Linked DNA regions of Homo sapiens: region 1 is linked to region 2. Evidence: chromatin contacts called from ENCODE Hi-C or POLR2A ChIA-PET data. All regions are on one chromosome and are shown on one strand. Each heading gives the region's core, a stretch centred on a gene start or an enhancer-like site at or near the end of the contact. The rest is flanking DNA. Distances are from core to core; before and after follow the strand shown.

Evidence for each region. A loop is a pair of places that touch in the nucleus more often than their neighbours do. ChIA-PET counts read pairs that join two places held with the same protein, here RNA polymerase II (POLR2A). Pooled maps may share reads with other maps.
Region 1: a loop to region 2 is called in a pooled map, with 2.0 times the contacts of the local background. The contact joins two enhancer-like sites. A Hi-C loop is called at or near these places in 2 of 168 maps with a recorded cell type or tissue (DLD1 and endothelial cell of hepatic sinusoid), 3 of 37 single-sample maps with no recorded cell type and 4 of 50 pooled maps. POLR2A ChIA-PET finds 5 or more read pairs at or near these places in 4 of 52 experiments (GM12878, H1, OCI-LY7 and 1 more).

Annotation. Positions count from the first base shown.
Region 1 is chr10:7,506,590-7,513,326 of GRCh38, reverse strand. No RefSeq gene overlaps it. Among named protein-coding and RNA genes, the nearest start is that of LINC02642, 37 kb to the right of the region's middle. RefSeq lists a silencer at 487-596. Within about 2 kb of position 5,391, at least 5 of the 41 ENCODE cell types and tissues checked have a DNase peak (open chromatin) inside an H3K27ac peak, as active enhancers do.
Region 2 is chr10:7,453,032-7,459,263 of GRCh38, reverse strand. All of the region lies in intron 3 of LINC02642 (long intergenic non-protein coding RNA 2642), which reads left to right. Among named protein-coding and RNA genes, the nearest start is that of LINC02642, 17 kb to the left of the region's middle. RefSeq lists enhancers at 413-977, 1,657-1,706. Within about 2 kb of position 1,668, at least 2 of the 41 ENCODE cell types and tissues checked have a DNase peak (open chromatin) inside an H3K27ac peak, as active enhancers do.

The sequences.
Region 1 (6,737 bases), core at 4,142-6,641, 50 kb before region 2:
GTAATTACTAGGGTAATGATTTATAAATGAAAAATTGCAAGGATTAATATTTTTCTAGTCTACACACATGCATACATATATAAATATATATACATATATAAATATATGTATATACATATACAAACATGTATATACAAATATATGTATATACATATACAAACATGTATATACATATATAAATATATGTATATACATATACAAACATGTATATACATATACAAGCACATAAATATGCATACATGTGTATATATACACACTAAATATACATTGCAGCAAACACATTTTTGTTTGACAACCTCCTGGTTGCACATTTGACATTTGCAAAGTAACACATTTACCAAGAAAAAGAATTTGGATTTAATTGCTTTGATAAAGTCACAGTTTCCTTTGTGGTATTTAAAAGATCATGTTAGTACAAAGGTTTTCACAGGTCAGCAGCTTCTCACTCATTCTTTTTCACGAGAACTTTCCCAATCAATCAATTAACTAACAAGCATGTATTAAGGCAGGGGTCCCCAACTCCTGAACCATGAACCACTAGCGGACAGGTGGCCTGTTAGGAACTGAGCCACCCAGCAGGAGGTGAGTGGGGAGTGAGCTTCATCTGTATTTACAGCCACTCCCCATGGCTCATGTTACCGCCTGAGCTCCACCTCCTGTCCCTGAGACCCTCTTCGACTTCCTGCCATGGAACAACACACGGGCTTGCAGCTGCGTCCCTCCTATTTCTTTCTTCCTTTCTGTGACAACGGACAAGTTGCCCTTATCCCTCTGAGGAAGCTGTCCACCTGCACCTCCTGCCTAATCAGCAGGAGCATTAGATTCCCACACAAGAGCAAACCCTATTTGTGAACTGCACATGTGAGTGGTCTAGGTTGTGCACTCCTTATGAGAATCTAATGCCTGTTGATCTGTTGCTGTCTCCCATCACCCCCAGATGGGACTGTCTAGTTGCAGGAAAACAAGCTCAGGGCTCCCACTGATTCTACATGATGATGAGTTGTATGATTATTTCATTATATATATTACAAGGTAATAACAGTAGAAATAAAGTGCACAATAAATGTAAAGCACTTGAATCATCCCGAAACCATCTCCCCTCCACTGTCTGTGGAAAAATTGTCTTCCACAAAACCAGTCCCTGGTGCCAAAAAGGTTGGGGACTGCTGTATTAAGGTGTGTGTTCTGTACTAAGAATTGTATTGAATACAAAGAATTAATGATATTGTCCCTGCCACCAAGAAACATAGTTGAGTGGGAGAGATAGTTATCTTTTCCAGTAGGAGAGAGAGGAGTTTGTGCTTCAAGTATCATGAAACATTCTATACTATGTGAGTGATAAAGGCAAGCACTGTCCTAGGCGTCTATGTGCAGCTGAAGTCACTGAGGAGTGAGTAGATGGTGTTCAAGACCTTGGAATAGGAGTAGATCTTGGAAACACGGCGAAGAGGCAGAACACAGAAGCAGAGCCAGGAGTGACGTGTGCCAGATGATTTTAATCAGTGGTACAGTCTGGGGAACCAATACTCTAGATTTTATCCCAGGACAGACCCAGAACATCAGACATAATTAGATCATGCCGTTTAGCCTTATCTGCAGAAAACAGCTTTTCCGGAACTGTGTGTTGGTGTTATGTCCTTTCTTGACTAAAGTGAAGGAAGTCTTCTGGAAAAAGGTATTTAAAAAATCAGAACACTGCACTAGTCTTTTCAGTAAATGTTACAGGAAAAACTGGACATCCACATGTTTTTTAGAAAAAGAATATAGACACAGACCATACATCCTGTGTGAAAGTAATTCAAAATGGATCATAGACCCTAAATGTAAAAGCAAAACCATAAAAAATAGGAGAAAATCTAGATGACCTTGGGTTTGGTGATGACATTTTAGATATAACACCAAAGGCATGATCTATGAAAGAAGTAACTGAGAAGCTGAATTTCATTAGAACTAAAACTTGTACTTTGAGAAAGACACTGTCAAAAGAATGAGAAGACAAGCCACAGACTGGGAGAAAACATAGCAAAAGTCACATCTAATAAAGAATCATTATCCAAAATATACAAAGAATTCTTATAATTCAACTATAAGAGAATAAAAAACCTGGTTAAAAATGGACAAAATATCTGAACAGACACCTCACCAAAGAAAGCACACAGATGGCAAAGAAACATATGAAAAGATGCTCCTCCTCATATATCATCATGGAAATACATATTAAACAACAGTGAGTTCCCACTACACACTATTATATTATACCTGTTAGAATGGCCAAAATCCAGAGCACTGACAACATAAATTGCTGGTGAGGAGGTGGAGCAACAGGAACTCTCATTCACTGCTGCTGGGAATGCAAAATGGTGCAGCCACTTTGGAGACAGTTTGGCAGTTTCTCACCAAGCTAAATATACAGTTACCATGGGATCCAGCAATTGTGCCCCTTCCTATTTGACACATCAGGAGCATCGCCATCTTGGACAAACACTGCCATTTTAAGTTCCCCTAAATCCAGCCCCAAAACATCAGCCTGATGGCTAATGTCAGCATGAACAGAAACATTTCAACCCTTAGAAAACCTGCTCCGACCAGAAACATGCCAACCCTGAGATAACCCCAACTCCAACCAGAGACATTCCAAACCTACAATAAAACTCTCCTTCATACAGAAACATTCTGAGCCTGTGATAAGCTCCCCCTCCCTAAAGCCCTTAAATACCCTTAGTCTGTAAGAGAGAGCACTCCTAACTGAAATTGGCCAGAAGCCCTTCTCAGGTTTATTCTCCAAAATAAATCTGTCTTTGACTATTGAGCCACTTTCTGTGTTTCTTCTTTCTTCAACTCTTACACTATTTACCCCAAGGAGTTGAAAATCTATGTCCATACAAAACCATGCACACCAATGTTTATGGCAGCTTTATTCATAATTGCCAAACTTGGAAGCAATCAAGATGTCCTTCTGTAAGTGCATGGATAAATAAACTATGGAACATCCAGACAGTGGAATATGATTCAGTGCTAAAAAAGGAATGAACTATCAAGCCATGAAAAGACATGAAGGAAACTTAAATACATATTACTAAGTGAAAGAAGCTCATCTGAAAAAGCTATATGCCATATGAATCCAACTATACGACATTCTGGAAAAGGCAAAACTATGGAGACAGTAAAAAGATCAGGGGTTGCCAGGAGCTGGTGTGTTAGTCTGTTCTCATGCTGCTAATAAAGACATACCTGAGACTGTGTAATTTATAAAGGACAGAGGTTTAACGGACTCATGGTTCCACATTGCTGGGTAGGCCTCACCATCATGGCATAAGGCAAAGGAGGAGCAAAGTCACATCTTACATGGTGGCAGGCAAGAGAGAGCTTGTGCAGGGGAACTCCCATTTATAAAACAATCAGATCTCATAAGACTTGTTCACTACCATGAGAAGACTGTTGGGGAAACTGCCCCCATGATTCAGTTATCTCTACCAGGCCTGCCCTTGATGCGTGGGGATTATTGCAACTCAGGGTGAGATTTGGGTGGGAACACAGCCAAACCATATCAGTTGGTGAGGAGGAGGGATGAATAGGGAGAGGATTTTCAGGGCAGTGAAACCACTGTGTGTGATACCATAATGGGGGATACATGTCCTTAGACATTTGTCCAAACCCATAGGATTTACAACACCAAGAGTGAATCATAGTGCAAACTGGCCTTTGGGTGATGGTGATGTGCCAATGTAGGTTCATTAATTGTAAAAAATGTGCCACCCTGGTAGGGACGTTGATAGTTGGAGGAGGCTGTGCATATGTGGAGGGAGGAGGTATAGGGAAAATCTCTGTACCCTCTTCTCAATTTTGCTGTGAACATAAAGCTGCTCTAAAAATAAGGTCTATTTTTAAGTAATAATCATAAAAATATAGAGGCTGAACGAATCATTGATTGAAGGCCTTGAGGGAGCAGCAACGGACAGAGCTGTAAACCTGTGGGCACAAGGTCTGTGTTTAATTCTCAAGCTGCCATTCACCAGCCTGCCAAGTTTTTAACCTCTCTGAGCCTGTTTGCCCATCTGTAAAAGGCGAATGAAAATCAATTCAAAGGAATTTTTTCTATGGATTAAACTACATAGAGGAGCTTTAATAAAGATTTGTTTAAAAACCACCTGGCTATGACTTCAATGTTGCAGTGTGGATGGGACCCTGTCCACCACGGGGCCTGGAGTCTCTCACTGGGAGGCCACGGCAGAAAGTCTTTAACTCCAGGACCAGAAAAATAAGCCTCTCTTCTGCAGTAACTTGTGCATTTTGTCGTGGTTGGCTAGACATTTCAACCACATAAACCCCTTGACCATGGAGAAGTGCAAATCCAAAATGAAGGCCAGTAACTCACATGACGTGACAGTCTGCACCTCTGGGCACTCACTTTCCTTTACTCCCTCCCTCCACTCTCACATGCATTTTTCTGATCTTTGTCTCTTCCCTCAGATCTTATTGGCTGCACTCTCGCCAGCCTCCACAGTTGGTTCTTCAGCTTCAGTGGGACCTGCCATCTTCTGAGACCTTTGCTTTCTTCTTATTTCTGAGTTCCTTCCTATCCTGGTTTCCTTCCACTTCCAGCATAGCTTCCATCATCAGCCACTTCCACTACCCTCTGCACCTCTCCCTGGCCCTTTGTTTCCCTGTCACACAGGACCCCGTGATGGAGCCTTCTTTCTACCTGCTCCTGCCTGGAGGGCTAAGGGCGCTGCAGAAGAGCCTGGCTGTGCAGTCTGGTGGAGGCTTCCTCCTCAGTGCCTGCATCCACGCTCAGCTTGCTCTCCCTCCACAGGCCTCCAGCCATGCCCCAAGCCTCTCTCTCCCTCCACAGGGCTCCAGCCATGCCCCGGGCCTCTCTCTCCCTCCACAGGCCTCCAGCCAGGCCTCGGCCCCCTCTTCCCCTCCACAGGGCTCCAGCCACACCCTGGGCCCCTTCTTTCCCTCCACAGGCCCCCAGCCATGCCCCGGGCCCCTCTCTCCCTCCACAGGCCTCCAGCTACATCCTGGGCCTCTCCTTCCCACCACAGGCCTCCAGCCACATCCTGGGCCTCTCCTTCCCCCCACAGGCCTCCAGCCACATCCTGGGCCTCTCCTTCCCTCCACAGGCCTCCAGCCACATCCTGGGCCTCTCCTTCCCTCCACAGGCCTCCAGCCACATCCTGGGCCTCTCCTTCCCGCCACAGGGCTCCAGCCAGGCCACAGCCTCCCTGCTCTTGGGTGACTGTCTTGATTTCTATTTTCCAGAGTAAATAAAGGCCCCGAGCCCCCTCGACTTCCTGCCACGGAACAACACCCAGGCTTGCAGCTGCATCCCTCCTATTTCCTTCTTCCTTTCTGTGACGACAGACAAGGTGTCCCACCCCCTCTGAGGAAGCCGTCCACCTGCACCTTCTGCCTCATCGAGAAGGGCCTCTCTTCTGAACTTCACATCTTTCATCTCCCAGCATCTTTCCATTATCTTTTAAAATGTTCAAGTTAAAATGTTCTTTTTTTTTTTTTTTTTTTTTTTGGCAGGGTCTCATTCTGTAGCCCAGGCTGGAGTGCAGTGGCGCCATCTTGACTCACTGCAGCCTCAAACTCCTTGGCTCAAGCAATCCTCCTGCCTCAGCCTCCCGAGTAGCTGGGACCACACGCATGCACCACCACACCGAGCTAATTTTTGTATTTTTTTAGAGACGGGGTTTTACCATGTTGCCCAGGCTGGTCTCGAACTCCTGTGCTCAAAGGATCTTCCTGCCTTAGCCTCTCAAAGTGCTGGGATTACAGGCATGAGCCACCGTGCCCAGCCTCTATTTTTTTTTTTTTTTAAATCTCCCTCAACCCAACTTCATCTTCTATCTACTTTCTGGAGTCTCTGCTCCACTTTGAAGTCACAATTTGCATGGGCTGCTCCTGCTACATCCTTCTTAGTCTGCCACAATCTGGCCCCCATCCCAAATCCCCCAACATCTGCCCCTCCACCTCAATGAAACTTCTCTTGCCCAGGTTATTATTATTTTGTTTGTTTGTTTGTTTTGAGATGGAGTCTCACTCTGTTGCCCAGGCTGGAGTGCAGTGGAGCAGTCTCAGCTCACTGCAACCTCTGCATCCTAAATTCAAGCGATTCTCCTGCCTCAGCCTTCTGAGTAGCTGGGATTACAGGTGCGTGGTACCATTCCCAGCTAATTTTTGTATTTTTAGTAGAGTTGGGTTTCACCACATTGGCCAAGCTGGTCTTGAATTCCTGACCTCAGGTGATCTGCCTGCCTCCACCTCCCAAAGTGCTGGGATTACAGGCATGAGCCTCTTGTCCAGGTTATAAACAACCACTTCATCACTTTCAGTCCTTGTCTTACCTTTCCTCTCAGTCAAATTTGTTCAACTTACTTTTCTTGTCAAAACATGATTTTCCCTTGGTTTCAGAGATAATACCCCTGCGTGGGATTTTAGCCCCCTAAGCCCCCCAGATGCTCATGTTTGGTAACCCATGTAGGCCTTCCTGCCTCTCTGTCCATCTGTTAAATATTGACCTCCTCCAGGGCCTATCTATTAATAAGTAACTCTTTTCATCCCACACACACTCAGAACTCATCAATACCAGAGCTTTAGGGACCATCCCAGCTCTCTCATGAACCCCACACTCTCGCTCCAGCTGCCGACCAGTTACTTCTGGTGGGATGTCCCACAGACCCCTCAACTGCACAAGTGCAATATCTACTCATCCCTTCTCTTCCCCA
Region 2 (6,232 bases), core at 419-2,918:
ATCCGGAGTACCACTGAAAGCTACACATCTGTTTTTTTGGTAAATTCAAATCAAGTTACAATACTCTTTATACAATGTGATCTCATTTTGCTAACCTATATATACACAGAGGGGAAAAAAAGCACCCAAAGGCTGTACACTTAAATTTTTAAAGCTGCCATGGGATAATGGGGACATTTTATTTTTCTCTTTGGGTTTGTCTCTGTTTTCCAAGTTTAATATGCTGAATGGGCTTTGCTTTTAACCAGAAAACACTCTTTAAAGACTGTAGTTTTTGCTTATTAATTAAAAATGGTATTTAGCATTTGCAAATAATTTCAGGATTATTACTTATTCCTTGCCAGTTCCCTCAAATATTAGATAAGTAAGGTGACCCTGATTTGCTGGTTCATGTACTAGAACCATGAACAGAACTGGAATTCACAAGCTTAAAAATTTTAGGCTGCCCACGTGATTCATTCAACTGCATTCTTCCCATATGAGCAAAATGAATGCTAACTCCCTTCTGTGGGTTTGGCCTCTTGCAAAAGCAGGGCACTGTGCAAGGGTTGGGGTTTAAGTCATTTATTTGGGAAGTGATCCTGACAAGTACAGTGAAGGAGTGGGAAGGAAGGTGGGAAGGAAAGCAAGGAAGAGAGGGTTTCCACTCTGAGCCACTGGGCGCAGTCCTGCTGTGGAGCAAATATGCAGAGAGTATCTGACAATTGTCTCCCCGCAGCAGGGAAGCTGAGACATTATATATCCACCAACCTCCGTCCCTTGTTGGTTGGGGGCTGCTCCTATTAATTCCTTAGCATTTCCTGCATGTCCCATGTGCAGGATAAGCAATCTGCTGTGGTCAGAGAAAGACCTATGGTATATAAGAATTTGACATCATAATAGAAATAGGCATCTATCCAAAGCCTCATTTATTTCAGAAAAAAAGAAAAAAAAAAAACAACACGGAGTGATGATTGCCTATCAGGTACATGAAACCGTGAACCATGACCATGTTAAATGGAGAACCCTACCACAGGGAGAGACCCAGTCCTTGAGAAGGGCCTTCAGCCGCACACTGAAGCTGCAGGAGACCTGTCAGGCGAACTAAGGAGACACGAGTTAGAGACGCTGCTGTAACAAATACGTCTAAAGGCTGGGTGAAGTGGCTCACACCTGTAATGCCAGTGCTTTGGGAGACCGAGGTGAGCCGATCACTTGAGGTCAGGAGTTTGAGTCCAGTTGGCCAACATGGTGAAACCCCATCTCTACTAAAAATACAAAGATTAGCCTGGTGTGGTGGCAGGCGCCTGTAATCCCAGCTTCTCAGGAGGCTGAGGCAGAAGAATCACTTGAACCCGGGAGGCAGAGGTTGCAGTGAGCTGAGGTCGTGCCACTGTACTGCAGCCTGTGCAACAGAGCGAGACTCTGTCTCACAACAAAACAAACCTCTAAAGTTGCAGTGGCTTAACATCATCACAGTTTCTTTTTTGCTCTTATAAACTGTTTTTCAGGTCACGCAATTTTGCAAGACAGCTCTTCCTCAAATTTTGTCTGTGTTCTCCTATCTCAGGGCCCTCTGCTTCTTAGTCAGACAGGGAAAAGAGGTTGTGGAAGGATTTGGGTTTAAGTCATTTAAAGGATGGGGACACAGTGTGGGATATTGTGTGGCCCAGCCAGTAGTGAGGATGCCACGTAGACACATATTCCATTTCCCAAAGCTGATTCATGAGTCTGCAACTAACTGCACAGGAAGTCTGGCCTTCCCACATGCTCAGGGAGAGAAGGAAGTTGGGGATCCTGTAGCAGTACTCTGAGGGGCTCCCTGTTTCCTTGTCTGAATGCATGGAAGCTCTGGGAACATCTGGTACTTACTGGATACTATATTGTTTAGCAAATGAGTTTGAGGCCGGGCGCGGTGGCTCACGCCTGTAATCCCAGCACTTTGGGAGGCCGAGGTAGGCGGATCATGAGGTCAGGAGATCGAGACTATCGTGGCTAACATGGTGAAACCCCCCTCTACTAAAAATACAAAAAAATAGCCGGGCATGGTGGTGGGTGCCTATAGTCTCAGCTACTTGGGATGCTGAGGCAGGAGAATCGCTTGAACTCAGAGGCAGAGGTTGCTGTGAGCCGAGATAGCACCACTGCACTCCAGCCTGGGCGACAGAGCAAGGCTCCATCTCAAAAAAAAAAAAAAAAAAAAGTAAATAAATAAAAAGAGAGTTTGAGTTTTTTATGTAGCCGACTTCAGGTGCAAATGGTTCATATTGAGGCACACAGAAGAGACACCATGGTACACAGCAGCACTTGCTTCCGGCTGAGAATCAGAACAACCAAGACCAAATTCTGGACCCGCTCTCAACCGAATATGTGATTAGGCACACGATAGCCTCTTGATCTGAAAAATACTAAAGTCTCTTTTATCAGAGCCCACAATTGTTAAATATTTTTAAAAGAATATATATTTTTACATGTATATATACATACACAACATGCATGGCAGCGTAAGAAGCTACACGCATATAACAAGGCCAGGTGCAGTTAGAAATGGAACTAGGATGTGCACTTCTGAGCATTCTGTTGTCTTGTTGAACTCCTCTTTCTGTCTATCAATCTTTCCATTATCTTTCTCCCGCCTCGGAAAAGCAGTGCATTAGCGCCGTGGATCTCTGGCTGGCCAGGCAGGTGTGTGTCGTCAGGGGTGAGTGGGTGCTGGCAGCAGCTGTGGGTGAAATCCCATTCTAGGTAGACTGGGGTAGAGGAAACAACACAGGTCTTGTTGTGAAATCCAAAGAAATCGCAGTCCTGTAGTCAATCTTGTCTCACCCGCAGGCCATAAGCGTTTCTGAGTTCTACTCTTTCTAGGGCGAGAGGGGCTTTTGGCTGTTTAGTAGACACCGGAGACCAGTAAAGCGCATACCGATTAGAAGGCTGCATTTTCTAGCTAACAAAACAGCACACGGGGCCAAAGAACAGGGAAGTCTTGTTTCAGCAAGGTTGGCACAGTCAAAGAAGTAGAGTGAAGGACCATGATTTCAGGAAACTCAGCTGAAAGAATTGGAGATTGTTATAGAAACTGCTATCCATCCACAGCCTTATTTATTTCAGAAAAAAAGACTGGATGATGGTTTCCTATCAGGTACATAAAACAAAGGCCATGTTAAATGGTTTCGGTGACTTTTTTTATTCTTCCTTTACGTATTCATTTTTCTGAGATGTGCTGATTTACTGGTCACAGATCAGAATTTATGTTAGACATGGGGTCACCTCTCCTGGCTGCTTCTATCTGGTCAGAGGAAGCCTATTAGGTCCAGCCAGCCCTCAAGAAGGGCTGCCATGTGTTCACCTGGATTGTTCTGAGAAACTGTTGATAAAACAATGACCCATTGGACTCCTATCTCCAGAGACACTGTTTTCTGAATTAAAGCAATAATAGTGGAAACTAAGTTTCTATCTTTTAGGCATCGCAAATGACTGAAATATGCAATGATTTCCCATAACTAAACAAGAGGTCATGAGCTCCAATGAGGAATAAAAAGCTGAGATAGATGTAGCATGTGCTAAGTGCTCTTCTAGACATTTTACATACGTCAACTCATTATTTCTCCCAACTGCACTACAGGTAGGCACTATTATCGTTCCCATTTCATAGAAATGTAAACAGGTGAGACCAGGTAATTTTCCTGGAGGAACTACTTGATCTTCCTATATTAATAAATTGCCATTTCATGTTATTGCGTTGAAAAGAGCACTACCTAAAACAGAATGATGATTTTTTTTTTCACCAAAGCATTGAAAAGTTTGGAGTCATGAAATTTGATCAAAAGTATACAGAGACTCTAGTCAGATCACACTGGTTGATATACGGGAAGACTTTTTGTTTACTCTTTTAATCAACAAATATAATAATTATCTACCCTGTACTGGCATCTGAGCTGCAAGGATGAATATGCTTCAAGGAGCTGTTAGGCAGTGGGGAAAAAGAAGATCTGCAAATGTACCCTTATGGCTGGGTGTGGTGGCTCACACACCTGTTACCCCTGCACCCTGCATTTTGGGAGGCTAGTGGGGAAGATCGCCTGAGCCCAGGAGTTTGAGACCAGCCTGGGCAACATAGTGAGACTTCATCTCTATTATTTATTTACCGTGAAATAGAATAAAAGCTACACATAAAATATGTGGAAGTAGGGAAGGGCAAAGTGGAAGATTGATAGTAATAGCTGGGACTTATCACTTCTTCTGGGTTAATCCTTTCAACCCTTACAAAACCTCTATGATGCAGGTACTATGATTATCCCAACTTAAGACACAAGGAAACTGAGGTAGCGAGAGGTTCAATAGTAGGTCCAGGGCTCCCGGGAGAGGCAATCCACCGTGGCCCTGAGTGTCTCTTCCTCATCCTGCAGGTGTGCGTGCCTGATGGCCCTTTATCTGGGCTGTGTCTTGGGGCGGCAGCAAGCAGCCTTGAAGGATGAGGTAGCATTTTTCCTTCTGGACAAAGAGAAGCCTTTTTTTCACCTTAAAAAAATTTATTTTTATAGATTTGGGGATACATGTGCTGGTTTGTTACATGGATTTATTACATAATGCAAGATTTGAGTTTCTAGTGTACCCATCACCCAAATAGTGAACATTATACCCAATAGGTAATTTTTCAACCCTCATCCCCCCATCCTGCCCTCCACTCTTTTGGGTTCCTCAATGTCAATTATTTACCTCTGTGTATTCATGTGTACCCCTTGTTTTCCTCCTACTTGTAAGCGATAACATTCAATATTTGACTTTCTGATTCTGAGTTATTTCAATTAGAACAATGGCCTTCAACTCCATCCATATTGCTTCGAAAGACATGATCTTAATCTTTTTTATGGCTGCATAGTATTCCATGGTGTATATGTTTCACATTTTCTTTTTTTTTTTTTTAACTTTTAAGTTCGGGGTACATGTGCAGGTTTGTTACATTGGCAAACTTGTGCTATGGGAGTTTGTTGTACAGATTATTTCATTAAGTCTAGTACCCATTAGTTATTTTTCCTGATCCTCTCCCTCCTCCAGCCTTCCACTCTCCAATAGGCCTCAATGTCTGTTGTTACCTCTTTGTGTCCACGTATTCTCATCTCTTAGCTCCTGCTTATAAGTCAGAACATGCAGTATTTAATTTTCTGTTCCTGCATTAGTTTGCTAAGGATAATGGCCTCCAGCTACAGCCATGTCCCTGCAAAGGACATGATCTCATTATTCTTTATGGCTGCATAGTGTTCCGTAGTGTGAATTATACCACATTTTCTTTATCCAGTCTATTATTGATGGGCATTTATAATTCATTCATTCATCCATGGACTTAGGTTGATTCCACATCTTTGCTATTGTGAATAGTACTGCGATACACATATGAGAGGAAGTGTCTTTTTGATACAACAATTTGTTTTCCTTTGGGTAGATACCCAGGGGTGAGATTGCCAGGTTGAATGATAATTCTGTTTTCAGTTCTTTGAGAAATCTCCGCACTGTTTTCCACAGAGGTTGTACTAATTTGGATTCCCACCAACAGTGTATGAGTGTTCCCCTTTCTCCGCAGGGAAGGCTTTGTATTCCACTTATTATAAAAGCGGTGATTTCCCAAGCTCAGGCTCAGGGTTCCTCTCCTGTAAGGTGACTGACTTTGTGCGCAGGCATCCACGAGGAGCCGTCTACATCACCACCATAAGACTTGGGGGCACAGGGAACCAGCAACCGTGCAGCTCTGTCTACTGCTTTCGTCGTGATTCACAAAGTCCTTTGTCTCTGACCCAGGAGTTCCAAGTCTTCTGCCAGCCCCTGTGAAACAGCAACAGTGAACTAGATAGCTTGTATGTGACATAAAATCTCAATCTCTGCACAGTTCTTGACAAGGTGACATAGCCAGTAAGTGGTGGGAACTGACTTTGAACCTGGACAGTTTGGCTTAGAAACCCACCATCTTAAACACTACTAATAAGGCATCAAAGATAGGCAACAAACTTCCTGGCAGAGTAAAGGCAGATTTTTAAAGGCAATGGGGTGTTTGGAGGGAATTTTGAAGCATGAATGGGGATTTAACAGAAGAATAAGGGAGAAAGGACATTCTAGGTAGAGGGAGTGAGGTGGACAAAGGCTGGAAGCCAGGAAGCACACAGATGTTCTGGACACTGCACGAAGGGAGTCGTAAGACTGCAGTGCCCAGCAGAATTTTGCTGGCTTCTGGGGTGAGAGATGAGGTTGGAGAGACAGGCAG